4 separate regions of the Homo sapiens genome follow, and regions 2, 3 and 4 are each linked to region 1. A link is a contact called in ENCODE Hi-C or POLR2A ChIA-PET data. All regions are on one chromosome and are shown on one strand. Each heading gives the region's core, a stretch centred on a gene start or an enhancer-like site at or near the end of the contact. The rest is flanking DNA. Distances are from core to core; before and after follow the strand shown.

Region 1 (6,273 bases), core at 2,625-5,124:
TCAGCACGGCTTCATCCTGCTCTCCTTGACAAACCAGCAATCTCCATTCTTCAGCCCACTCCAAAACCCTTGAAAATCCTAGCCCCAAACTCATCAGGGAGGCAGATTTGGTTTCTTCTTGTCTCCACATCCAGTGGCCCTAGGATTCAAACCTCCTCTGCTGCAGCCTGGTGTCTTGGCGCATTGACTTGCTGTGCACATCGGATGATGACCCTATTCTGGTGACGCATCCCTCTGTGCAACGCATTTACTGGTCAAATTAGAATTATTTTGGTTGTAAGCTACAGAAGCCAAACTCAAACTTAAGCGAAAAAAAAAAAGTATTGGTTTGTATACCTGGAATAGGTTCTGGTATAGGTCACGAGCTAAAGGAAAAAACTACTGAAACAAGTTGTCAGGCCCTTGCTCTGAGACTCCACATCTTCACCAGTGTCTCATCTCTCCATGTGGTGGGGAAGATGGCACTGGCTGCCACCAATTCATGCTGTCCTCGCTTAGCACGTATCAATCCCAGACTGGTCCTGCTTTGGTACTGCCTGACTGCAGTAGAAACAAGGCCCAGGCCAGGCCAGTGAGAGCCTGCCCTGGGTCTTTGGCTGGAATCATTAGGAAAGAAGCACCTTCTCTAAGCGGAGAAGCTGGTAGAATCTAAGCCTGCAGGTGTTGGTGGCATCTTTCCCGCTTGTGAGGCCTGCAGAGAGAACAGGATGGAGGGTGGGAGGTGAGATCGATTCTTGATGCCACCTTACAATGCCTGAATGGTTCAGCATTCCCTCTTTCAATTCAATTCCCTCCTTCTTGCAAAGAAATATTGAGTTGTGAGTTTTATAACTTGCAATGGGAGGTCTGGCCTAACATGAGGGGCACTTTGATCTGGCCTGAAAGGGTGAGTAGGTATTTTGCGGGGTTCTCCTCGGATATGCAGAAAGAAAAGGGCATGCACAGCAGAGCCACTATCGTACCCTCCTGGTGGCAGCAAGTCTCCCCAGAGGGCTCCAATTAGTCCACCCCGCCCTGCATGCACGCGCAGCTCCTCCACAGCTTATGTCCTCTCCTCTTGAATCTGGCTTGGGCTTGTGCCTGCTTTAATTCATAGAATATTGAGGAAGTGGCCTTCTTCAGAAGGCCTGGCAGCTTCGCTTTCCTCTTGGAGCCCCTGGTTGTCATGTAGGAAGTGCAGGATCACCTCCTGCTGGGGAAAGGGGCCACACACAAAGGCTGAAGGATGAGACACTGCGGGGGAGGCCTCGTTAGGGGGCAGCGAGGTGCCAGACATTCAACACCCAGCTGCCACCTTTGGTATAGGCATGAGGCCCCAAGGGTGAACATCAGAATCATGAGATACAGTAAAACTGTTGCTTTATGCTACCAAGATTTTGTGCAACAAGACCTCCCCTCCTCCATACAGTCGTGCCAGTCACAAGGGAATTGCTCCCTCTGTTTTTTGTTTTGTTTTGTTTGAGTTTTTTTTTTTTTTTTTTTGAGACAGTCTTGCTCTGTTGCCCAGGCTGGAGTGCCATGGCGCAACCTTAGCTCACTGCAACCTCTGCCTCCTGGATTCAAGCGATTCTCATGCCTCAGCCTCCTAAGTAGCTGGGATTACAGGTGCCCGCCACTGCACCCAGCTAATTTTTTTTTTTTTTTTTGTATTTTTAGTAGAGACGGGGTTTTGCCATGTTGGCCAGGCTGGTCTCGAACTCCTGGCCTCAAGTCATCTGCCCGCCTCGGCCTCCCAAAGTGCTGGGATTACAGGCGTTGAGTCCCCGCACCGGGCTGAGGTAGCTGCCTCTGGCCAAATTACAAAAAGGCACCCAGGCTGGAGCACAGACGGCCAGGGCACTCACACAGGGAGGAGAGGCCCTGCAGGGTGTCTGTCCCATTGGCCCCTCAGCCTGGGATACTCTGTACAGCACAGGGCCGCACAACTCCCTGCTGTACAGGAGGAGGTTGTGGAGGGATGGCCACAGGCAGCTTACTGGTCTACATGTGTTCTTCCTGACTCCTAAACTTCTGCACTGCTCTGTCTTTGCCCAGTGTCCTATGGCGCTAGAGGCCTGGGCTGTCACTCCTGATGTCATGGCAGTGCCAAGCGATGACCATCCCAAGGCCGTGCTGGGGAGAGGGGGATCATCTTCACCTCTGAACAGCTTTTGTCCCTCATCCTTTCCTTGCCCTTCCAGCCAGGTCTCCTCCACCCCAGGCAACAGCAACCCATTTCCCACATCCCCAGCTCTCAACAGCCTTCACTGAAGCAGAAGCCTCGGTTTGTTGCTACTGTTAGTTCCTGGAACCTGTCTCACTCTCATTTCTTCAGGGTTGATTTTCCAGGAAGCAGTTAGCAGCCTATCCTAGTTTGCCACATAGGTGGGCAGGCAGCTTTCCTTTTCCTTCACGCCTTCAACATATAGCTCAAATTTTTTTTTTTTTTTTGAGACAGGGTTTCGCTCTTGCTGCCCAGGCCTGAGTGCAATGGTGCGATCTCCGCTTACTACAACCTCCGCCTCCCAGGTTCAAATGATTCTCCTGCCTGCCTCAGCCTCCCGAGTAGCTGGGATTACAGGTGCAAGCCACCAGACCTGGCTAATTTTTTGTACTTTTAGTAGGGACGAAGTTTCGCCATGTTGGTCAGGCTGTTTTCCAACTCCGGACCTCAGGTGATCTGCCCCCCTCGGCCTCCCAAAGTGCTGGGATTACAGGCGTGAGCCACCGCGCCCGACCAATATACCTCCAATATTAAGTCTGTTGGGTGTTATTCTTGCCCCTAGACTGTGAGCTTACTCAGGGCTGGGTGGGGTCTGATTCATCTCTGTGCCCTGACCATCAGTCAACTAATATTTCTTGATGTAAGCATCATGAATCAGCCCAGTCATTTCTCTGCTGACCTTCAAACACCAGAGTTTGCCCTGAACACCTTTTGATCTTGGAGCACAGCAGCTGCTGTCCGTTACCCAGGCTAGGACCCCAGCACCAAAACTGTCCATTAATGTAATGGAATGAATTACCATTAATAGGCTGAAGTGGTATGTTAACTTACTCTTCTTTGTATAATTGAGGAAGGAATAATATTCGACTGTTCACGATTGAATGTCTTGTCTTTAGGCAGATCAAGATACTGGCTCCGGTCAAATACTGTGTTTCGACGTGATTGACAGGCGAAGGCTTAAGGAAAAGGAAGAGGAGAAAAAAAGGGGAGGACGATCAAGGAAAAGAGGAGATAAAAGTGGACAACCCAGCCGGGCGCGGTGGCTCACGCCTGCCATCCCAGCACTTTGGGAGGCGGAGGTGGGCGGATCACGAGGTCAGGAGATGGAGACCATCCTGGCTAACACGGTGAAACCCCGTCTCTACTAAAAATACAAAAAATGAGCCGGGCGCGGTGGCGGGCGCCTGTAGTCCCAGCTACTCGGGAGGCTGAGGCAGGAGAATGGTGTGAACCCGGGAGGCGGAGCTTGCAGTGAGCCAAGATCGCCCCACTGCACTCTGGCCTGGGTGAAAGAGCAAGACACCGTCTCAAAAAACAAAAAAAAAGTGGACAACCTGGGGCGGAAAAAGAAGTAGATGAAAAATGGAGGAGCGCTAAGGAGAGGAGAAAACAGAAGTGCCAAGGCAGGAAAGGAGCGAGGAGAGCGGGAACAGAAGGAGACGAAGGATGGACGGAGAGGAAGGGATGGAGGGCGGCAGGCAGGGAGGCAGGGCCCGCAGCGCGCCGGGCCGGTCCACCGCTCTCCAGCGCGGGGGTAAGGGGGCGGGGCCTGGGCAGCTGCGTGCCGGGAGCGACCCCCGCACCGAAGGGCGGATGGTTGTGCCCGGCGACGGCGCCCAATGAGCGGCCAGGATGTTGGAGCGCCGGCGGCGGTCCGGGCGCTCGCTGGCTGAGGGACGGCGGCCGCCGCCATGATGCTTGTTTGCTTTCAATGAAAACGAGGGGGGCGCGGAGGAGGAGGCGGCGGCGTCGGTGGCGGCGGCGACGGCGGCGCGGAGGCGAAGGCAGCGGCGGGCGCAGCGAGGAGGGCGAGGCCGGGGGCCGAGAGGGCGGGAGGGCGTAGTGGCGGCCCGTCGGGGCGGCTGAGGCGGGCAGCCGAAGCAGTGGCTCTCGGAGGGGGAACAAAGAGCAGCGACTAAGGCGGCAGAGGAGCGGCGGCGGTGGCGGCGCTGCAGCAGCGGGCGGGACTGGTATGGTGGTTCCACAGGGCAGACCCCGCTGCACTCACAGGGAGGAGGAGGCGGCAGCGGCGGAGGAAGGCGGCGCACCCCGAGAGGTGAGCGAGGCAGGCCGGAGGCCCGGTCGGGGCGCCGCTCCTCTCTCCGGCCGCGCACGGACCGCCCCCCGTCGGCCGGGCTCGGTCGCGGGCAACTTTCGTTTCGTGGGCGGCGGTCCCGCTGCTCCGCAAGCTGGCGGCTGTTGGGGGCCCCTTCGACGCGCCGCGATCGCGCCCCGCCCCGGGCCGCGCCCCCGGGCCGAGTCCCTGGGAGGGGGGCGTTGATTGACGGCGGCGGCGGCGGCGCGCAGAGGGGAGAGGGTCGGCGCTGGGCTCCCGGATCCCGGCCGGTCCCGGCTGCCGTCGTCGGAGGAGGCGAGTCCGTGTCCCGGGACTCGTGGCCAAGATGGGTGGCAACTTTTGAGAAGCGCCTCTGTGGGTGGCGCGCTGTGTGGAGTGTGGAGCTTCGCGCTCCGTGGCCACAATTACTGTCAAGCGGGAAACCAACTGCTTACCCCCTCCCCTAAAATGTTTTTAAAATTCAGTTTAACGCAGATTTTGAGGGAGAGGACGGGGTGGATTACAGGTTAAAGAAGCACTTGGCATGCAATGAGGATGCTTATTTTATAGTATTGCGAAGGATTCGGAGATTGTACTGGTTTCTACAAGCAGTTTTCTCTGGTAACCCAAATTGCATCCCTCCTTTTTGTTTTTCAGCACTAATCGCTATTTTCTTTGGAAACTTCCTTTGATTCTTTACCTCCTTCACCTTCCCCGAAGAGCCTGCTAACCAACACCTGTGGCCTTCTGTTTTTAACTGTTGTTGCCATTGACAGCGTTGTGAATGGTCATCTCGCTCGAGCTCTTTGGATTTGTTGTTACTGTGTAAGCTGATGTGTTTTAGATAATCTGCTTCAATTTGAGTTCCCATACTTACCTGTTTTCCAGGTGGATTGTCTCATTGTTAGTGCTGAATCTTCTTGCCTACTTGTATCTGGGAATTTAACTTTGAAGAGGAAGAGAGTGAATATGAATAACTGAAAAATAAAATGGTGTGTAGTAGCACTTTGTATTTTTTACAATATACTAGAATTTACTACTCTAGAACAGATTAGTAGGCTGTAGGAGTGGACGTGGGCCATTGATCAAAAGGGTTTAAAGGCTTTTTTGGGGAATTGCTGTTAAGACATTTATCACAGTCTTTATTTAATTTATTTATTGTTTTTGAGACAGGATCTCACTCTGTCACCCAGGCTGGAGTGCAGTGGCACAGTTCTCGGCTCACTGCAGCCTTCGCCTCCTGGGTTCAAGCGATCCTTTTGCCTCACCCTCCTGACTAGCTGGGACTACCGGCAGACACCACCACGGCTAATTTTTTAATTTTTTGTAGAGCCTTGCTCTGTTGCCCAGGCTGGTCTCCGACTCCAGGGCTCAAGCGATCTTCCTTCCTTGGCCTCCCAAAGTGCTGCAATTACAGGCATGAGCCAACATGCCTGGCCATCACAGTGTTTAGAATGTGATGACTTTTAGAGTAAAATTTAGAATAAAAATTGCTTAATATCTTTAGATCTGTGATCTACTCCAGGTGTTTTGCTTTAAACAAAATACATGAACAGCTGCTAATGAGAAGACAGACCTTTCTAGGTGGAGGTGACTTGCCCATGGTACTGTAATGAGGAGGGAAAGGACCGGGTTTGTGTGCGTGTGAGAGCGCATGAGTGTGCGACCTAATCGCTAGAGGTTTGTTCTTTTGGGAGGAGGGAGGGTATGTTAATGGTTGGAAGTTATTTCAGGTCACTTCTCAGTCGATGAACGAGATGCTGAACGAAATGATCAAAAAAGATGATGCAATTGCCAGGCATGGTGGCTCACCGTGTAATCCCAGCGCTTTGGGAGGTTGAGGAAGGAGGATGGCTTGAGCCCAGGTGTTTGAGACCAGCAAAACCCTGTCTCAGAAAAATATAAAGTAACATATATAAAGTCTGTGATAACTGTCACAACGTAGTGAGACCTTGTCTTGATCACTTTATAAAAACGGTGACGAAAGACAGATTTTCTTGTGAGACTGAAGATT
Region 2 (6,273 bases), core at 3,774-6,273, 2.9 Mb before region 1:
ACGGGGCTTTACCATGTTGGCCAGGCTGGTCTCGAACTCCTGACTTCAGGTGATCCATCTACCTTGGCCTCCCAAAGTGTGGGGATTACAGGCGTGAGCCACTGCACCTGGTCCATAATTTCTTTCTTTTAATTTTTATTTATTTATTTATTGAGACAGGTCTCACTGTCACCCAGGCTAGAGTACAGTGGCACAATCACAGCTCACTGCAGCCTTGACCTCCTGGGCTCAAGCAATCCTCCCACTTCAGCCTCCTAAGTAGCTGGGACTACAGGAATGTGCCACCACGCCTGGCTAAGTAGTTGGGACTACAGGTGCGAGCCACAACACCCGGCTAATTTTTGTATTTTTTTGTAGAGACAGGATTTCACCATGTTGCCCAGTCTGGTCGTGAACTCCTGAGCTCAAGCAGCTCTCCTGCTTCAGCCTTCCAAAGTGCTGGGATTACAGGTGTGAGCCACCACACCCGGCCTATTTTTAAAATATCTTATTAGTGGAATAGATATAAATCAAAGTTATTAAAGTAGCTGCATCTGGAAAGGGATGGAGGGAATAAGGATTTAATTTTATTTGTAATAATTTTGTTCTTTAAAACATACCTGATAGTTTAGGACTTCTGCTTCTGAGAAGATGATATAGACATACTTTTCTCCATTCCTCTGGCTAGGTACAACCAAAATCCTAACTAAAAGAGGAGTCTCAAATCAATAATCTAAACTACTTCTGGCCGGGTGCAGTGGCTCATGCCTATAATCTCAGCACTTTGGGAGGCTGAAGAGGGCAGATCACCTGAGGTCAGGGGTTCGAGACCAGCCTGGGCAACATGGTGAAACCCCATCTCTACTAAAAATACAAAAATTAGCAGAGCATGGTGACACATGCCTGTAATCCCAGCTACTTGGGAGGGTGAGGCAGGAGAATCGCTTGAACCTGGGAGGTGGAGGCTGCGATGAGCCGAGATGTTGCTACTGTACTCCATCCTGGGTGACAGAGTGAGACCTTGTCTCAAAAATCAAAACAAAACAAAACAACAAAAAAACCCCACAAACTTCTACTTCAAGTCACTAGAATAAGAAGAACAAACTAAATCCAAAGCAAGCAGAAGAGGAAAAAATAACAAGCAGAAACCAATGAAATTAAAAACAGAAAAGCAACAGAGAAAATCAATGACACAAAAAGCTGATTCTTTGAAAAGACTGATAAAATTGACAAACCTCTTACAAGACTGATACAGAAAAAAGAAGACATAAATCACCAGTATCAGTAATGAAACGGGTGACATCAGTACAGACCCTGCCCACATCAGAAGGATCATAAGAGAATAATTCCACGGACAACTTTACATACATATGTGGGGGTGTGTGCTGCAGACCTCAACTCAACGACAGATGAATAATGTACACTGACACAGATATTCTGCTTGTCAGTCAGGCCGATTGTCCAGGCCCCCTACAGACTCCCAGGAGAGTGCTGTACATTTGCAACGTGGCCCCGACTCCCCGCCTCCTACTCGCTGGCCTTCTCGTCATTTACTTAGCACACATTAAACACAGCAAAAGTCTCAAGTAAACACCATTAGAGGGTAATCAACCTGGTCGCCTTCCCCTGCCTCCCCCAGAGCGCCATCCTGCCCGCGAATGATTAAAGGTTACTTTTAGAACCACATGAGTAAACAAGCTATTTAGATAGACTCCTCTACATTCCTATGTTACTTACCCTTGCTATGGCTCAAAGAGGATTAGGCCGCTTTCAGCCAAACTATCTGAAGCTAAGCAAAAACCTTTTGGCCTTCCAAGTTTTGTGTTTTATTGTATAATTTTCCCCACCATCCTGACTGAACCTCTACATACATAAATGTAACAATTTAGGCAAAATAGATCAATTACTCAAAAAGCACACACTATCACAACTTACTAGTATGAAATAGATACTTTGAATAGCCCTATAGCTATTAAGGAAATTTAATTCATAATTAAAACACTCCCCAAAAGGAAATTTCAAGGCCCAGATGATTACACTGGAGCATTCTACCACACTTTTGTTTTTTTTTTTGAGATGGAGTTTCACTCTTGTTGCCCAGGCTAGAATGCAAAGGTGCCTTCTCAGCTCACCAAACCTCTGCTTCCCAGGTTCAAGTAATTCTCCTGCCTCAGCCTCCCGAGGAGCTGGGATTACAGGCATGTGCCACCACACAGGCTAATTTTGTATTTTTAGTAGAAACAGGGTTTCTCCATGTTGGTGAGGCAGGTCTCGATCTCCTGACCTTGTGATCCTCCCGCCTCGGTCTCCCAAAGTGCTGGGATTACAAGCGTGAGCCACCGTGCCCGGCCAAAGTTGACTGTTTTTAACTGTACACTTCAGTGGGATTAAGTACATTATATTGCCATAGAACTCTCACCACCATCCATCTACAGAACTCTTTTTATCTTGGAAAACTGAAACTCTATACCTATTAAACAATAACTTCACTCTCCCTGTCCTCCAGTCCCTGGCAACCACCATTCTGCTTTCTGTCTCTGTGATTTTGACGACTCTAGTACCTCATATACATGGAATTACCCAGTATTTATCATTTTATGTCTGGCTTAGTCCACTTAGCGTAATGTTTCTTCAAGATTCATCTATGTTGTAGCATGTGTCAGAATTCCCATCCTTTCTAAGGCTGAAAGGATTTCCATTGTGTGGATGTACCATATTTTGCTTATCTATTCATCTACTGATGAAGAACTGGGTTGCTTCCATTTTTTTTTTTGCTTGTGAATAATGCTGCTGTGAACATATGTGTACAAATATCTCTTTGAGACCCTACTTTTAATTATTTTGAGGATATCTCTAGATATGGACTTGCTGAATCATATGGTAATTCTATTTTTATTTATTTATTTTGAGACAGTGTCTTGCTTTGTCACCCAGGCTGGAGTGCAGTGGCATGATCACAGCTCACTGTAGCCTTGACCTCCCAGGCTCAAGCAATCCTCTTGCCTCAGCCTCCTGAGTAGCTGGGACTACAGGCGCATGCCACCAGATCCAGTTAATTTTTGTATTTTTTGTAGAGATGGGGTTTCGTCATGTTGCCCCGACTGGTCTCGAACTCCTGGGCTCAAGCAATCCTCCTGCTTCTGCCTCCCAAAGCGCTGGAATTATAGGCGTAAGCCACCATGCCCAGCCTATTTTCACTTTTTTGAGGAATCATTATACGGTTTTCCACAGTGTCTGTACCATTTTACATTCCCACCAACAGTGCACAAGGGTTCAATTTCCCCACATCCTTGCCAATGCTTGTAGTTTCTTTCTTTTCCTTTTTTTTTTTCTAGTGGCCATCTTAATGGGTATATGACGTAGTATCTCATTGTTCTTTATCTCATTGTGATTTGTGTTTCTCTAATGATTAGTGATGTTGAGTATCTTTTCATGTGCTCACTGGCCACTTGTTGATCACTGGAGAAATGTCTATTCAAGCCCTTTGTTGTGGTTTTTGAATGAGATTGTTCTTATTTTGTTGCTGAGTTTTAGGAGTCTCTGCATATTCTGGATATTAATCCTTTGTCAGATATATGATTTGCAAATATTTTCTTCCATTCTGTGGGTTGCCTCTTTACTCTGCTACAGAGTCTTTTGATGCACAAAATGTTTTAATTTTCATAAAGTCCAATTTGTCTATTTTTTCTTTTGTTGCCTGTGCCTTTAGTGTCATATCCAGGAAGTCTGTTGCCAAATCCGATGTGGTAAACCCTTTGCCATATGTTTTCTATGAGTTTTATGCTTTGGGATTTTAAAAGTTGTGGGTCTTTTTGGGTGAATTTTTATCTATGGTGTTAGAGAAGGAACCACCTTCACTTTTTTGCATGTGGATATCCAGTTTTCCCAGCACCATTTGTTAGAAAGACTGTCCCTCCTCCCCGCATTGAATGGGCTTGGTCTCCTTGTTAAAAATTATTTGACCATATATGGGAGGGCATATCTTGGGGCTCTCTATTGTATTCCATTGGTCTATATGTCTGTCTATATGCCAGTACCACACTGTCTTGATGACTGAAGCTTGGAAGTAAGTTTTGAAATCAGGAAGTGTGAGTTCTTCAGCTTTATTCTTATTTTTCAGGATTGTTTTGGCTAATCGAAATCCCTTGAGAGTATATGAATTGTAGAATGAGTTTCTCTGTTTCTACAAAAAATGTCATTGGGATTTTGACAGGAATTGCATTAAATCTGTAGATTGCTTTGGATAGTATTGACATCTTAACTATATTAAGTAAGGATGATTTTTTTTAAATTACTGATTCAATCTCCTCACTAGTTATAGGTTTATTCAGATTATATTATCTATTCTGAGTCAGTTTTGCATTTCTATGAATTTGTCCATTTCATCTACGTTATCCAATTTGTTGGCTTATATTTGCTCATAGTACTCTCTTATGATCCTTTCTATTTCTGTAGAATTGCTAGTAACGAGCCATTGCAGTTGGGATCTGGCAGCAGAGGCTGTGTGTGTGTTTGTGTGTGTGTGTGATCGGAGAAATGCTTGAGAGGGTAACACCCGATTTAGGAGTGGACAGGGTATGAGGACAAAGAAGTGGTAATGGGAGACCTTGCCTTTTATTTCTTTTAATCTTTTTTGATAATACATTTGTGCATTATTTGGTCGTTCTCTTTAAATTCATTTTTAAAGGTAGAAGCAAATCAAGACTGGTAGATGCTGTGCCAAGGAAAGTCAGGGATCCTAGGTTCGAATCCTGTCTCTGTTCGCAATTCGCTCCGCAACCTCAAACAAACGACCTCAGTTTCATCTATGAAAAGCTGGTAACCATCGTCAGTTGCCAGGCCATGAAGAGAGTCAACGGAAATAAGTTTTTATTCTAGGGCACCCGCTCTCTCTCAGGTAAAAGCCGCGCCCCAATCAGGTACTGCCGCGCCAGGGCCGCGGGACATCTCGGGATTTGTGGTCCACCCGGCGGAACTCGCGGTCCCGGCAGGCACCGCGGCGGCGGCAGGGCGACGTGGCGCGGCCGGCTGCGGCTGCGCAGGCAGGTGGAGCAAGATGGCTGTGGAGCTGGGCGTGCTGCTCGTCCGGCCCCGGCCCGGAACCGGGCTGGGTAGAGTGATGCGGACCCTCCTGCTGGTGCTGTGGCTGGCGACGCGCGGAAGCGCGCTCTACTTTCACATCGGAGAGACGGAGAAGAAGTGCTTTATTGAGGAGATCCCGGACGAGACCATGGTCATAGGTGCGGGGGCGGGGAGGAAGGGGCGAGTTTGGAACGTGACCGTGGTCTTGGGGCGGGGGATGCGAGACAGTCAGCTCTCTAGAGCCGGGAGGAGACGGCCTCGCCGTGCCCAGGCGGTCGCGGAACCCATGCCACCTCGCGCTCCTCTGACCTGGGCTCGCCCTGCTTCCCTCAAGGAAACTACCGGACGCAGCTGTATGACAAGCAGCGGGAGGAGTACCAGCCGGCCACCCCGGGGCTTGGCATGTTTGTGGAGGTGAAGGACCCAGAGGACAAGGTGAGCCAACCGCCCCCCTCCTCTCCGCCAGCCTCTCAGCTAGGCGGGCTCCGGTACTTCCTCTTCTAGTTCCTGCATCTGCTAAAGTGGGAGAGACAGTTGATGTTGTGGGAATATCCTGCTGACTTGCAGACCCCGCCCGGTCTGTGAAATGGGCGGATTAATTGTGGTGATAAAAATCAAAGAGTTTTGTCAACTCTTAAAGTCATCTAGACTTTAAGATTTCACAGAACATGATACTTTCCCCACAAAATGAGCAGCTTTTAATCTTCCCAAGTAAGGATATTAAAACGAACGGCAAAACCCTTCAGCTCTCACCTTCTGTCACTTTTCGTTAAAAAACTCATGGCGGGGTGTGGTGGCTCTTGCCTGTAATCCCAGCACTTTGGGATGCCGAGGCGGGTGGATCACTTGAGGCCGGGAGTTCAGGACCGGCCTGGGCAACCTCCGTCTGGCAAACCCCGTCTCTAGTAAAAATACAAAAAAAAAAAAAAAAAAAAATGAGCCGGGTGTGGTGGCGCACACCTCTAATACCAGATACTTGGGAGGCTAAGGCACGATAATTGCTTGAACCTGGGAAGCTGAGGCTGCAGTGAGCTGAGATAGCATCACTGCACTCCAGCCAGGACGACAGAGTGAGACTCTGTCTCAAAAACAAAAACAAAAAAGAACCCCCCAAAAAACAACTCACACCAAAAAAGTTGAAAGGGCATAAGCTATAAAGGAAAGCCCTTCCCAAGAGCAGTCAGTCACTTGCCACCCTAATGTCAGACTCTC
Region 3 (6,273 bases), core at 976-3,475, 2.4 Mb before region 1:
ATACTTCCAAAGGCTGAGAGGGGAGGATCTCTTGAGGCCAAGAGTTCGCAACCAGCTTGGGCAACATAGGGAGACCACCTCTCTATTTTGAAAAAAAAAAAAAAAGTAAGTTGTGCAAAGGGGAGGGAGGGGAAGGCATGGAGGATTCAAGGGGAGGATGGCCTGGAATGAGGCCCAACCAAAAAGGGAGCAGAAGTGGGCAACACAGAGACCTGGCTTTTTCTCCAGGGCTGTTCCTAGTCCCAGCTGAGGCCTGAGGAGGAGTGGGGACTTCTCTACTCTTTCCCTCCAGAGCAGAGGGTCCGGGATAGAAAATTCAATCTGGGGCTGGGTGTGGTGGTTCATGCCTGTAATCCCAGCAATTTGGGAGGCTGTGGTGGGTGGATCACCTGAGGTCAGGAGTTTGAGACCAGCCTGGCCAACATGGCAAAATCCCCTCTCTACTAAAAATACAAAAATTAGCCGGGCATGGTGGAGCATGTCTGTAATCTGTTACTCATGGAGCTGAGGCAGGACAATCGCTCGAAGCTTGGAGGTGGAGGTTGCAGTGAACCGAGATCACACCACTGCACTCCAGCCTGGGCAACAGAGCAAGACTTCATCTCAAAAAAAGAAAAAGAAAATTCAGTCTGGACCTGGGTTTGGGGTCAGTGCCTGTTCCCTCCTCCTTCCTAACCCTCACCCTTCCTCCTTAGGGCAGATGGGCAGCTCCCATCTTCTCCCCTTCCCCCGTTCCCCAGGACAGCGACCAACACAGGGCGGCAGGGTAGGGCTGGACCCCCTCCTCCGCAGAACTGAATTCTGTTGAATACCCAGTGGGCAGATTAAGTTCGGGCTAAGGGGACCAGAAAGGCTGGGACAGGAAAGGAGTTTTCTTTTCTTTTCTTTTTTTTTTTTTTGAGACGGAGTCTCGCTCTGTCGCCTAGGCTGGAGTGCAATGGCGCGATCTCGGCTCACTGCAACCTCCGCCTCTCGGGTTCAAACGATTCTCCTGCCTCAGTCTCCCGAGTAGCTAGGATCATGGGACTACAGGCGCCTGCCACCATTCCCGGCTAATTTTTGTATTTTTAGTACAGACGGGGTTTCACCATATTGGACAGGCTGGTCTCGAACTCCTGACCTTATGTTCCGCCCGCCTCAGCCTCCCAAAGTGCTGGGATTACAGGCGTGAGCCGCCCGGCCCGGAGTTTTCTATTCTTTTTTTTTGAGACGGAGTCTCGCTCTGTCGCCCAGGCTGGAGTGCAGTGGCGCCGTCTCGGCTCACTCCGAGCTCCGCCTCCCGGGTTCACGACATTCTCCTGCCTCAGCCTCCCGAGTGGCTGGGACTACAGGCGCCCCCCACCTCGCCCGGCCAATTTTTTGTATTTTTAGTAGAGACGGGGTTTCACCGTGTTAGCCAGGATGGTCTCGATCTCCTGACCTCCTGATCCGCCCGCCTCGGCCTCCCAAAGTGCTGGGATTACAGGCGTGAGCCGCCGCGCCCGGCCTGGAGTTTTCTTTTTTTTTTTAAGCATCACTTCATATTTCAAGAGCTCTCAGTTCTCCTGAGATTTCTAGGCTCTGTCCAGGATCCCTAAGCCTGTTCACAGTCCTACTTGAAGTTTCTAATCTTTCTTTTCTCATTAACCAAAACTGGAGAGAGGAAAAAGCCCATCATTTTCCCTGGACAGCAGCGCCTACTGGGAGTTTCACCCGCATTAACATGCAAACGACAGGCAAACTCCTAGTCATCCTTCCAAAGACCCTGCTCCACAGCCCTGCCGAGGCCGGTGCGCACCTAGCCCAGCCACTGCCCCTCACGGCCCCCGCGCCGCCCTCACTGAGCAGGGCGGGCAGCGCTGTAAGCGTAACCACTTGGGGCTTGGGGCTTCTGACCCGGGAGTCGGGTGCTGGGTTGAGTGCGAGGCCGACGCCTCTGCCGGGTGGGGAACCCGCCCGCCGGCGAGGAGCGGTCGCGGCCAGGGGCTTCCGCCGACTGGGAGGCCCGGGGCCGGGCCGGAGGGACTCGGAACCTGGAAACGACCAGGCGCGACCCCCAGAGGACTACAGGCGCGGCTTTTCTGGCCGCCGCCCGGTTCCCGCGGGCGACTCCACTCGGCATGCGCGGCGGGGAGCCTCGGCGGTGAGGCGCAAAGCCGCGGGCTCGTGGGACGGCCACCCCTCCGCAAAACCGCCAATGGGCGGGCCCGGGCCGCCGATCGCCCGCCGCGGCTTCCGGTTCCGATGACAGTGGCGCCGGAAGCCGGGGCCGGGGCTGCGGGGCGAGGTGAGAGCGGGCGGGCTTGGGAGCCGGCAGGTGCGGGCCGAGGGCGGGCACAGCGGCCGGCGGAGCTGAGGCGCGCGGCGGGGAAAGCTCGGCCGGCCTCCCGGGCCCCAGCCTTCTCCAGAACCCCTGCTACCCACGACTAAGCCCCGAACAATCTGCCCTTGGGCTTGTTCTCTTCGCAGTTGTCGGCCCTGGGCCGGGAGCTGGAGTCCCAGACTCATAGGTCCCGGCCCAGCCCCCGAAGAGCCGCCTCAGCCGGGGGGAGTTGCTCGGACTCAAACGTCCAGTCCTCGTGCGACCGCGCTGGGTCGGAAGTGAGCAGGTGCGCACCGGGCTCGGCAGGGCTATGGAGCAGGGTCTTTGGAAGGATGACTAGGAGTTTGCCTGTCGTTTGCATGTTAATGCGGGTGAAACTCCCAGTAGGCGCTGCTGTCCAGGGAAAATGATGGGCTTTTTCCTCCCTCCAGTTTTGGTTAATGAGAAAAGAAAGATTAGAAACTTCAAGTAGGACTGTATAGTAAAAAAAAAAAAAAAATGGAGGAGGGCGATATGACACGGTAACTGGTGTGAGGGTGGGGCGGAGGGGTCAGTATTAGATACTGTGGTCTAGCAGAGCATCTCTGAGGACGGGACATTTGCGTTGAGACCCAAATTAGGAGGCAGGCTTAGGAAGATACGGGAAGAGAGTGGTCCAGGCAGCGGGAACAGCCAGTGTGAAGGCCCTAGGGCAGAAATCAACTGAGAGTATAGTCAAGGAACAGAAAGCAAGCTAGTGTGGCTAAAGTATGGTAAGAAAGGGAAAGAGTGGTAGGAGATGAGGTCGGATAATTGGGGTTTGGTCACATAGAGTCTGTAGGTCAGAGAGAGGAATGTGGAGTTTTTTCTAAGTACAGTGGAAATCTTTTGGTTTTAAGCAGAGGAGTGACATGTAGGGTAGAGAGTGGATGGAGGTCGCGGCTGCAAAAGCATAAGAATTGGCTGGGCACGGTGGTTCACGCCCGTAATTCCAGCACTTTGGGAGGCTGAGACTGGCAGACGGCTTGAGCTCAGCACTTCAAGACCAACCTGGCCAACATGGTGAAACCCTGTCGCTCCAAAAAATTAGGCTGGGCGCAGTGGCTCACGCTTGTAACCCCAGCACTTTGGGAGGCCAAGGCGGGAGGATCACTTGAGGCCAGGAGTTCAAGACCAGCCTGGCCAACATGGTGAAACCCCGTCTCTACTAAAAATACAAAATTTAGCCGGGTGTGGTGGCAGGTGTCTGTAATTCCAGCTACTTGGGAGGCTGAGGCAGGAGAATCGCTTGAAACTGGGAAGCAAAGGTTGCAATGAGCCAAGATCGTGCCACTGTACTCCAGCCTGGGCGACAGAGTAAGACTCTGTCTCAAAAACAAACAACAAAAAAATTAGCCAGGTGTGGTGGGGAGAGAGGGGAAGAATAGGGACAAAAGGGAATACATAAATAAACACAAAGGAGAAAAGGCCCTGCATGGACCACTTACATGTGTCATGAACTCAGGAGTGTTCATGGTGGGACTACATGGTGCACCTGTAGTCCCAGCTTCTTGGGGTGGGGGGCTGAGGTGGGAGGATCACTTGAGCCCAGGAGGTCGAGGCTGCAGTGAGCCCTGATTGTACCACAGCACTCTGGCCTGGGAAACAGATTGAGACCCTGTCTCTCTCTTTTTTTTTTTTTTTTTAAGCAACCCTATTAACTGAAGAGACCCTGCCTCACAAAAAAAAAAAAAAAAAAAAAAAAGCGTTAAGAATTGGGTCAATGGAGGTTGTCTAATCTTTTTTTTTTGTTTTTGTTTGTTTGTTTGTTTTTTTGAGACAGTCTCACTCTGTCGCCCAGGCTGGAGTGCAGTGGCGCCATCTCAGCTCACTGCAACCTCTGCCTCCTGGGTTCAAGCAATTCTCCTGCCTCAGCCTCCCGAGTAGCTGGGATTACAGGCACGCACCACCACGCCCAGCTAATTTTTGTATTTTTAGTAGAGACAGGGTTTCGCCATGTTGGTCAGGCTGGTCTCAAACTCCTGACCTTGTGATCCGCCTGCCTCGGCCTCCCAAAGTGCTGGGATTACAGGCATGAGCCACCACGCCCAGCCGATGTTGTCTAATCTTTGTCAGGCAAAAGGGACCTTTATGATTTGCTCAAACTTCCTTTCTCCTTACACAGGAGCCCCTTGTTTCAGGATGCTAAATACTCCAGGATAAACCTCCATACATGCCTTTGTGGAGATTTTAATATTTCACTCATGTCTCTTTTCTACCCACTCCTACACATTTGAGCTCAGGTTCTCCAGCGCAGTTAGGAAATGGATGTGTCATTTAATCAGCAAATGTGTGTGTGTGTTTTTTTAAATTTGAGACGGAGTTTTTGCTCTTGTTGCCCAGGATGGAGTGCAATGGCGTGGTCTTGGCTCACTGCAACCTCCACCTCCTAGGTTCAAGCGATTGTCCTGCCTCAGCCTCCTGAGTAGCTGGGATTACAGGTGCCCGCCACCACGCCTCGGTAATTTTTGTATTTTTAGTAGAGACGAAGTTTCACCATGTTGGTCAGGCGGGTCTCAAACTCTTGACCTCAGGTGAGCCACCCACCTCAGCCTCCCAAAGTGCTGGGATTACAGGTGTGAGCCACTGCGCCGGCCAATCAACAATTTTTTTTTTTTTTGGAGACGGAGTCTCACGCTGTCTCCCAGGCTGGAGTGCAGTGGCACAATCTTGGCTCACTGCAAGCTCCACCTCCCGGGTTCACACCATTCTCCTGCCCCAGCCTCCCGAGTAGCTGGGACTACGGGTGCCCGCCACCACACCCGGCTAATTTTTTGTATTTTTTTAGTAGAGATGGGGTTTCACCGTGTTAGCCAGGATGGTCTTGATCTCCTGACCTCATGATCCACTCGCCTCGGCCTCCCAAAGTGTTGGGATTACAGGCGTGAGCCACCGCGCCCTGCCCCAATCAACAAATGTTTACTGAGCATCTACCATGGACCAGGCCCTAGTCTGGGCACTGAGGGGGAGAAAGGACAAGACTACATTCCAGCCATCGAGCAGCTCACAGACCAATGGAGGAGGCTGACGTGGACAGGCTGTTACTGTGCTGCAGTAGCTGAGGACTCGATGGGTGTGGTGTGGCCACTCTTGCCAGGTTATGAAGCAGAAAAGGAGGCAGGGAGATTTCACTGAGGGCTCAAGGGGAGGTGATAATTTAACTACAGCTTACGTACTCTATACAAAGAAGTGCAGAGGGCACTCTAAAAATGGGAACAACTTGTGCAAAGGAAGCAAATACATTATTGCAAAGGGTTTATATGTCAACCATGGTAGTGTTGGGCAAAAGGTAACAGGATCTGCTATGTGTTTCGGAGGGTCATCCTGGTGGATAATTTCTGTATATGTGAGACCTTGGGGAGGAAGGCTTAGGACCAGTGGACATGAAATTTCAATCTATTAATCATGAAGTTTGTCAAAGACAAACACAATTCCTTGCGCCTGGTGAAGATGACTGACTGATTCAGGCAGAGTGGCTTGCTCTAGACAGACTGAATTAACCTCCTGCATTTTTTGGATAGAATACCCACGAACAGTTCTGTTTTCTCAGTTCATTTATTTTACTTTTAAAAATTTGGCCAGGTGATTTGGCTCACACCTGTAATCCCAGTGCTTTGGGAGGCCAAGGCAGGTGGATCACTTGAGGCTAGGAGTTCGAGACCAGCCTGGCCAAAATGGCGAAACCCCGTCTTTACTAAAAATACAAAAATGAAAAAAAAAAAAAGCCAGGTGTGGTGGTGCACCTGTAATCCCAGCTACTTGGGAGACCAAGGCATAAGAATTGCTTGGACCCGGGAGGTGGAGGTTGCCAGTGAGCCAAGATAGCACCACTGTATTCCAGCCTGGGCAACAGAGCGAGACCGTCTACAAAAAAAAAAAAAAAATTACTGAGTTAATCACACTCCTCAGTTCATGATACATTTAACTGGTCCATGCAGGGCCTTTTTCTCCTT
Region 4 (6,273 bases), core at 2,525-5,024, 2.3 Mb before region 1:
TCCTTTCCTGCTACAGGGCCTTTCCACAGGCAGTTCTGTGTGGTGACCAACCTTGACAAGAGTTTTGATGAGACTATTTTTTTTTTTTTTTTTTTTTGAGATAGAGCCTCTCTCTGTCCTGCAGACTGCAGTGCAGTGGTGCAATTTTGGCTCACTGCAACCTCCGCCTCCCGGTTCAAGCGATTCTCCTGCCCCAGCCTCCTGAGTAGTTGGGATTACAGGCACCCACCACCACGCCCAGCTAAATTTTGTGTATTTTTAGTAGAGACGGGGTTTCGCCCTGTTGGCCGGGCTGGTCTCAAACTCCCGACCTCAGGTGATCCGCCCACCTCGATCTCCCGAAGTGCTGGGATTACAGGCATGAGCCATCGTGCCCAGCCTTGACGAGACTTCTGATGCAGTGGCAGCACCCTTCCTTCCTCCTCTTCTAGTTATCTCCTAGTCAGCTCTGAGCTTAACAGCCCTTCCTCAGGGAAGGTTTCCCTGAACCCCCAGGTCAGGTCCCCTCACTTTTTCTAGGCCTCATGATACCCTGTACACTTCCTCCAGAGCCCTCCTTGCAATTCTGTATTTCTTTGAAGAATCACTTGATGTTTTCCTTCCTTACTGAGCAACCCACAGGCAGGGATTTTGGCTGTATCCTTAAGGCAGAAATAAAGGAACATATTACCTCACTAAGCTCCAGCAATGATCCTAGAAAGGAGGTAATAACATCCTTCAATAAGAGACAAGGAAACTGGATCCAACAGAGAAAGCATCAGGGCCTACAGCCGGGAATCTCAGGAGCCTGGTGCAGTGGGGGCTGCCTCTCCGAGTCCACACTCGGTCAGCTACACTACACTGGGCCCATGTGAGTGACTGTCTTTGTTACCGTCTCACCCTCTTCCCGGGGGCTGGCCACAGTCCACTTACCCAGAATTCAGGAAATAGAACACACAGAGCTGCTCCGGCAGGGTCTCTGACAGCCTCTGCGCATAGTCCACGATGTTGTCATGCAGGTACCGGCTGTTGGTGTTGAGCACCTGGTTCTGCTCATGTGCTGCTTGGACCACGAGAGGGTGGCAGTGCCCAACTGGAAGAGGGCCGCCTCCGTCACACGGCTGGCTCCACTCAGCCAGTCCCACTGGGCCTCCCCCAGCCCCAAGCTATAAACCCAGCCAGAAGAGATGTAGTTCTAGAGGGAGAGGTAGAAAGAGGGCAGTCTGAAGGCAGAGCAGGGAGAGAGAAGCTGGTTCTGGAAAGGCAGATCCAGGAGTTCCTGAGATTCTGGCAGAAGGAAAGCCGCTTCAGCAGAAGAACCCTGTCTAGAAAGCCCATGTCTTTAAGGAGGACTTTTTTTTTTTTTTTTAACAGGGCCTTACTCTGTCACCCAGGCTGGAGTGTATGGTGTGATCATGGCATTCACTGCATCCTCACACTCCTGGGCTCAAGTGGTCCTCCCACCTCAGCCTCCTGAGCAGGTGGGGCTATAGACACCAGTCACCATGCCTGGCTAATTTTTAAGTTTTTTTTTGGTAGAGACAAGGTCTCATTATGTTGCCCAGGCTGGAAGGCCTTTTGAGGCTTGTATGACAAAGGTGGGGTGGGGGGTGACTGTCAACTGGTTTCACTTCACCAGCCAAGGGGGCTGGTGGTAATCTTGATTGTCAAAGGCCAAGGATAATAACAGTGAATATGTACTGAGAGCTCACCATGTGCCAGGCACATTCAGAGCAAGCTACATAAATTAACACACTTAATTCTCCAAACACCTTAAAGTGGGTACCTAGTATCATTATGTCTTTCACAGATAAGCAAACTGAGGCACTGAGAATTAAGTAACTTGCCCGAGATCACAAGTTAGTAAGTAGGGGACAGGGATTTGAGCCCAAGCAGTCTAAGACTAGAGTCTCTGCTTTTTTTTTTTTTTTAACCTCAACTTTATTCATCTTCCATGTGCCTGCTGAGTCTCAGACTCCCTTTCTTTCCATCAGCTCTGGCAGCCTCATCAAGATGACTGAATTCCTACTTCAGCTCCCTTGCCTAGCACCTGAGATGGCCAATGGGGCTGAAGCACTGCCATGACCCCAGCACTTGGCCAGCACTGTGCTACGTTGCTGGTCACAGCTGGGCCATCTGCCACTTTGTGAGCTCATCATCAGTCCCAAGTGGAACTAGACTCACAGACCTAGATTGCTGACCCCTGCCTGGTTTAGCACAGCTCCAGATTGCAGAATTCCACAGCTATATTGCGAAGGCTGAGCCTCCTCTGCATACTGACAGTGCCTCAACTCCACCCAGGTTCTCCACACCTCTCGGCAATCTCAGGTCACCTTGGGACCAGGTTCACAGCACTGCCTTCCTCTCCTGCCCTGCCAGCCTGAGGTGTGATACTGACCGTGCGCCACATTGCTGATGCAATCGATGTATTCTGCCCCCTGTTCATCGTACATGTACTGCCCTTGGGCCCGGACAATCTTAACAGGATCCTCGGGAAAAAAGAGTCTGCAGGAAGAGCTGTGGGGACAGGCAAGGAGTGGACAGCCATGTCTGAAGACCGAAAGGGTGAAGTCTACTCATCGCAGACCCCCGCCCACCCCTTCCCAGTTTCTGGTGGCGGGGGGGAAATGAGAGCTGGAAGGGCAAGGTGCTGCTTCCCTGCCTTGTCTCTCCACTCCACAGGTGGTTGCAAAGCAGGAAGCAGATGGGGTAACAAGTCGCTGAAACTTCGGATTGTTTCTGAAAGCATTTTCAGCCTCTGTGGCCTCCTTGCTCATTTCTGCATGTGTCCGCGTCAGTCTCCCGGATCCTGAGAAAAGGTGGCTGCCCCGTCCCATGGGGACTCCATAAGGCCGCGTGTCTTCGATGGGATGGGCCAGGGCACCAACATTAGGTGCCTGGCTCTCAGCCCTAAACAGCTCCTTGCCAGCCACGTGGCCCTGCTGCCCCTCGCTGGGTGCCAGCCCTAAGCTCCAGTGGGAGGCGACCTCACCCACCGTCCCACCGAGGGCCCCCTCACAGGTCAAGTGTGCTGCCTGTGAACCGACTCCCCCGACTCTCCCTTGTCTGCCCTTTCAGCCCCCTCCCAGGTCACTCTCGAGCCAGGCCCAGGTGCTGCTGACGGGCCACCCTGGGTGAGGTCCTCTCAGGCGCCAGGGTGAAGGTCTTCTCCGGAGTAAAGGCTGCCAAGCGAGGCTGACACAGCCGAACAGCGGTGAGGGCGGGGCCGTCTCCTGAACTGGGCGGCCTGGAGACGGCGCTGTCGGGGAGGCGGCCCCGGAGACCACCCGCCGGGACTGCCCAACGGCGCCGCCCGCCTCGGGCCCTAGAAGCTCCAGCGGGGCCGGGGCAGCGGCCGGACGGGATGGGTAGCAGCGGCTTCCTAGCCGGAGGCGCGTGCGTAGTGCGTGCGTGCGTGCGTCGTGCGTGCGCGTGCCTCTCCGCGCAGCCCCGCGCCCCCCGCCGCCCGCCCCCCGCCCGGGTACCTGATGAGCCGTTGCCTCAGGGCCAGCGTGTCGGCCTTCGGGCGCTGGTCTGCGGCCATGGTGGGTGGCCGTCAGTCGGTGCCGTGACGCCACGCGGAGACGTCGCCGCGCGGGCTGGGCCTCCAAGGCCCCGCTCCGGGCCCCGCCCCTGCCTGGGTCGGGATTTGGGGCTCAGGTTCGCACTCGGCCCCGCCCCGAAGCGCCCGCGTTGCGGTGGTTCATTTCTTCGCTTGCCCACTGGGCCTGGCAGCCTTCCGGCCCGTGGTCGTGCCTTGGCAGTCCCGCGCAGGAACTCGAGCGCTGCCCCGTCTCTGGTTCCGGGACGCGCCCCGGGCCTCGCCCCGCAGGCCCCGCCCCGCAGGCCCCTGCGGCCTCCCTTCCGGGAAAGGGTCCCGGACGACCCCGCCCCTGCTCCCGGCGCCCAGGCGGGGCTCGGAGCTCCTGCAGGCCTTCTCTGGGCCAGACTCAGTCTTTGAGTCGCCTTGTGCATAAAATGGGATGAACTGTGAGGCCTAAGTGCGAGTATGTGACTGGTACCTTACCCGGGCCTGGTACACAGTAGGGGCCTCAGGGTGGGAGAAGCAGGTCCTAGGTTTTCCCAGCCCCATGAAGGGGCAGCAGGAAGAGCAGAAGGAGAGCCCAGGGTCCCTTCTGGGGCTGACCAAGGAGATCACCATGGGCTTGACCTTCAGGGCACCATAGTTCCTGCTAGAATCTAGGCAGGGTGAACCGGACGAGCTGTATCGTCGCTGAGAGAATCATGCAGCGTTTGGGCAAGAAGAGAGGTTGGGAATCCTCCTTGTGGTACATGTCGGTGACCCTGAAGCCCAGAAAGGGAAAGGGTTTTGTTGTCAGACACGCAGCAAGGCTGCAGAGGCTGGACTCCTACTGAGGTCTTCTTGACTCCCAGCCCAGGGAGTGAGAAGAAAAAGCCTCCCAAGGGGCTGGGATATGAGAGAAAAGCCCCCTCCTGGGGTGAGGCACTGGGGCTTTCTGCCTTGAAGAACCCTGGAACACGGGCCTGGGACTGCAGCAGGTGCAGGGGAGGCTCCTGATTGTCCCTTCTTTCTGTCCACATCATGATTCCCAGGCCTCTGCTTCACTCCCTCATTGCTGATTTCTTCTTCTCTTCCCAATACAGTTGTAAGATGCATAAGGCATTTATTGAACTCTTGACCTCAGATGATCTGCCTGCCTCGGCCTCCCAGAGTGCTGGGATTACAGGCCGGGTGAGCCACCGCACCCGGCCGCTTAAGGCATTTATTAAAGAACATTTGGAGTTTCTTTTTTCTTTATTGTGTAAAATATACATAACAAAATTTTACCATTTTAACCATTTTTAAGGATACAATTCAGTGGCAAAAGTACATTCACATCGTCGTGCAGCCATCACCACCATCCATGCAACAGGACTTTTTCATCTTCCCTAAAAGAATGGAATTTCTTATTTTTAACTGTAAAGCTGAATTGAATATTTTACATGATTTTTGGAAAAAATTCTTCCCAAATTAACTGCGAGGTTAACTGCTTGTGGCCTGTATTTTTTTTTTTTTTTAAAGAAAGGGTCTTATTCTGTTGTTCAGGCTGGAGTGCAGCATTGCAGTCTCTACCTCCCTGGGATCATGTGATCCTCCCATCTCAGCCTCTCAAGTACCTGCTACTACAGGTGCACGCCACCATACCCAGCCTGTACTTCGTTTCTGAGGATCAAGACCTCACAGACCGTGTGTGTGTGTGTGTATTTGTGTGTGTGTGAGTCCTATTTGGGCCCCGCCTTTCAGCCCTGTCTTGCAGCCCAAACTCCAGCCACAGCTGTGGCCCCGTGCAGCTCAGAGGAATCAGGTTGGCTCAGGGGCTTTTCCTGCTTTAAGGCAGAGGGTGAGAAGGCTGTAGCTGGGCCCGGCTAACATCTCACCTGCTCCTGGGTCAAGAGGTGATATAGTTGGAGGTCAGACCAGGTTGAGCCATTTCCTGGGCCAGGAGTATCTTATAGCATGGCACAGAACACCAGGAGGCCTCACCTTCTTCCTGCTCAGAAAAGCCCACTCCTTGTCTCTGGCCCTGTGCCAGGCACTCATCTGTCCTTTATTTCATGCCTGGCCCTCTAGGCAATGTTGGAGTCCAAGAGGGTAGGGGATGGAAGTGGCTGAGTCAGGATTTGAACCCAGGGCATGGTGTTTCTCAACAGGGTTGGCACCGGGATTCTTGTTGAGATGATTTGTCACTGGGTAGGACTGTCCTATGCATTTTAGGTGTTTGCTATCCCTGGCCCTGTCCCCTGAATGCCCAGGTGTCCTGCAATCATTGTGCTAACCAGAAGCATCCCATGTATTCCTAGTGGTCTCCTAGGGACCAGGAGGAAAGAGACCTGGTAAGTCCCCTTCACATTCATCTATAAAAAGGGATCGTCATCCTTGTGGTTAGTTTAGCTGTCATGGGACACAGCAGGACTCAGTAAATGTACTTCTCTCTCTTCCAGAAAGGGGTACTTTGAGGCTGTACTGCCTTTCTTGGCAGGAGGCCTGAGGCCCCCCAGTCCTTGAGTCTCAGCTGTGAAGCAGGGTGCTCCCCAGTGTCTCGGCTGGGACCTTGAACAAATCATTGAACCCTCTACCGCCTCTGTGCTCTCCCCGGGCACTTTGAGGACTCAGCCGACTCTACATTTTTAAGCTTGCAGTTGAAACGTTTGCAGCCATCGGGATACAAGGTATGAGACCGCAAGGGGGCAGCAGTGGGCCAAGAATGCCCCATCCTGCCTAAAGGAGCAGGAGAGACCCCCTCAGAAGACTGGGGAAGTGGGGGGAACACA

What was found. Hi-C counts contacts between places; a loop is a spot of excess contacts on that map. ChIA-PET counts read pairs that join two places held with the same protein, here RNA polymerase II (POLR2A). Pooled maps may share reads with other maps.
Region 2: a pooled map shows a loop between it and region 1 (5-fold over the local background). The contact joins the promoter of TMED9 here to the promoter of CNOT6 in region 1. A Hi-C loop is called at or near these places in 1 of 168 maps with a recorded cell type or tissue (ascending aorta) and 7 of 50 pooled maps. POLR2A ChIA-PET finds 5 or more read pairs at or near these places in 1 of 52 experiments (Caco-2).
Region 3: a loop to region 1 is called in a map of CD14-positive monocyte, with 11 times the contacts of the local background. The contact joins the promoter of RMND5B here to the promoter of CNOT6 in region 1. A Hi-C loop is called at or near these places in 2 of 168 maps with a recorded cell type or tissue (CD14-positive monocyte and ascending aorta) and 8 of 50 pooled maps.
Region 4: a loop to region 1 is called in a pooled map, with 10 times the contacts of the local background. The contact joins the promoter of PHYKPL here to the promoter of CNOT6 in region 1. A Hi-C loop is called at or near these places in 2 of 37 single-sample maps with no recorded cell type and 5 of 50 pooled maps.

Annotation. Positions count from the first base shown.
Region 1 is chr5:180,490,505-180,496,777 of GRCh38, forward strand. It overlaps CNOT6 (CCR4-NOT transcription complex subunit 6), which reads left to right and starts at 3,875. Exons shown (of 12, transcript NM_001370472.1): 1 at 3,875-4,259. RefSeq lists silencers at 3,615-3,814, 3,945-4,084, 4,255-4,354, 4,385-4,644.
Region 2 is chr5:177,587,180-177,593,452 of GRCh38, forward strand. TMED9 (transmembrane p24 trafficking protein 9) reads left to right here and starts at 5,024. Exons shown (of 5, transcript NM_017510.6): 1 at 5,024-5,219; 2 at 5,396-5,496. The coding sequence starts at 5,036. RefSeq lists an enhancer at 6,229-6,273.
Region 3 is chr5:178,128,789-178,135,061 of GRCh38, forward strand. RMND5B (required for meiotic nuclear division 5 homolog B) reads left to right here and starts at 2,226. Exons shown (of 11, transcript NM_022762.5): 1 at 2,226-2,266; 2 at 2,449-2,588. RefSeq lists enhancers at 748-1,399, 1,400-2,051, 3,330-3,859 and a silencer at 1,783-2,372.
Region 4 is chr5:178,229,028-178,235,300 of GRCh38, forward strand. PHYKPL (5-phosphohydroxy-L-lysine phospho-lyase) reads right to left here and starts at 3,775. Exons shown (of 13, transcript NM_153373.4): 1 at 3,465-3,775; 2 at 2,378-2,496; 3 at 913-1,072. The coding sequence starts at 3,523. It overlaps LOC112267937 (a long non-coding RNA gene), which reads left to right and starts at 5,011. Exons shown (of 3, transcript XR_002956238.2): 1 at 5,011-6,171. RefSeq lists silencers at 3,200-3,519, 3,600-4,009 and enhancers at 3,399-3,937, 5,985-6,064.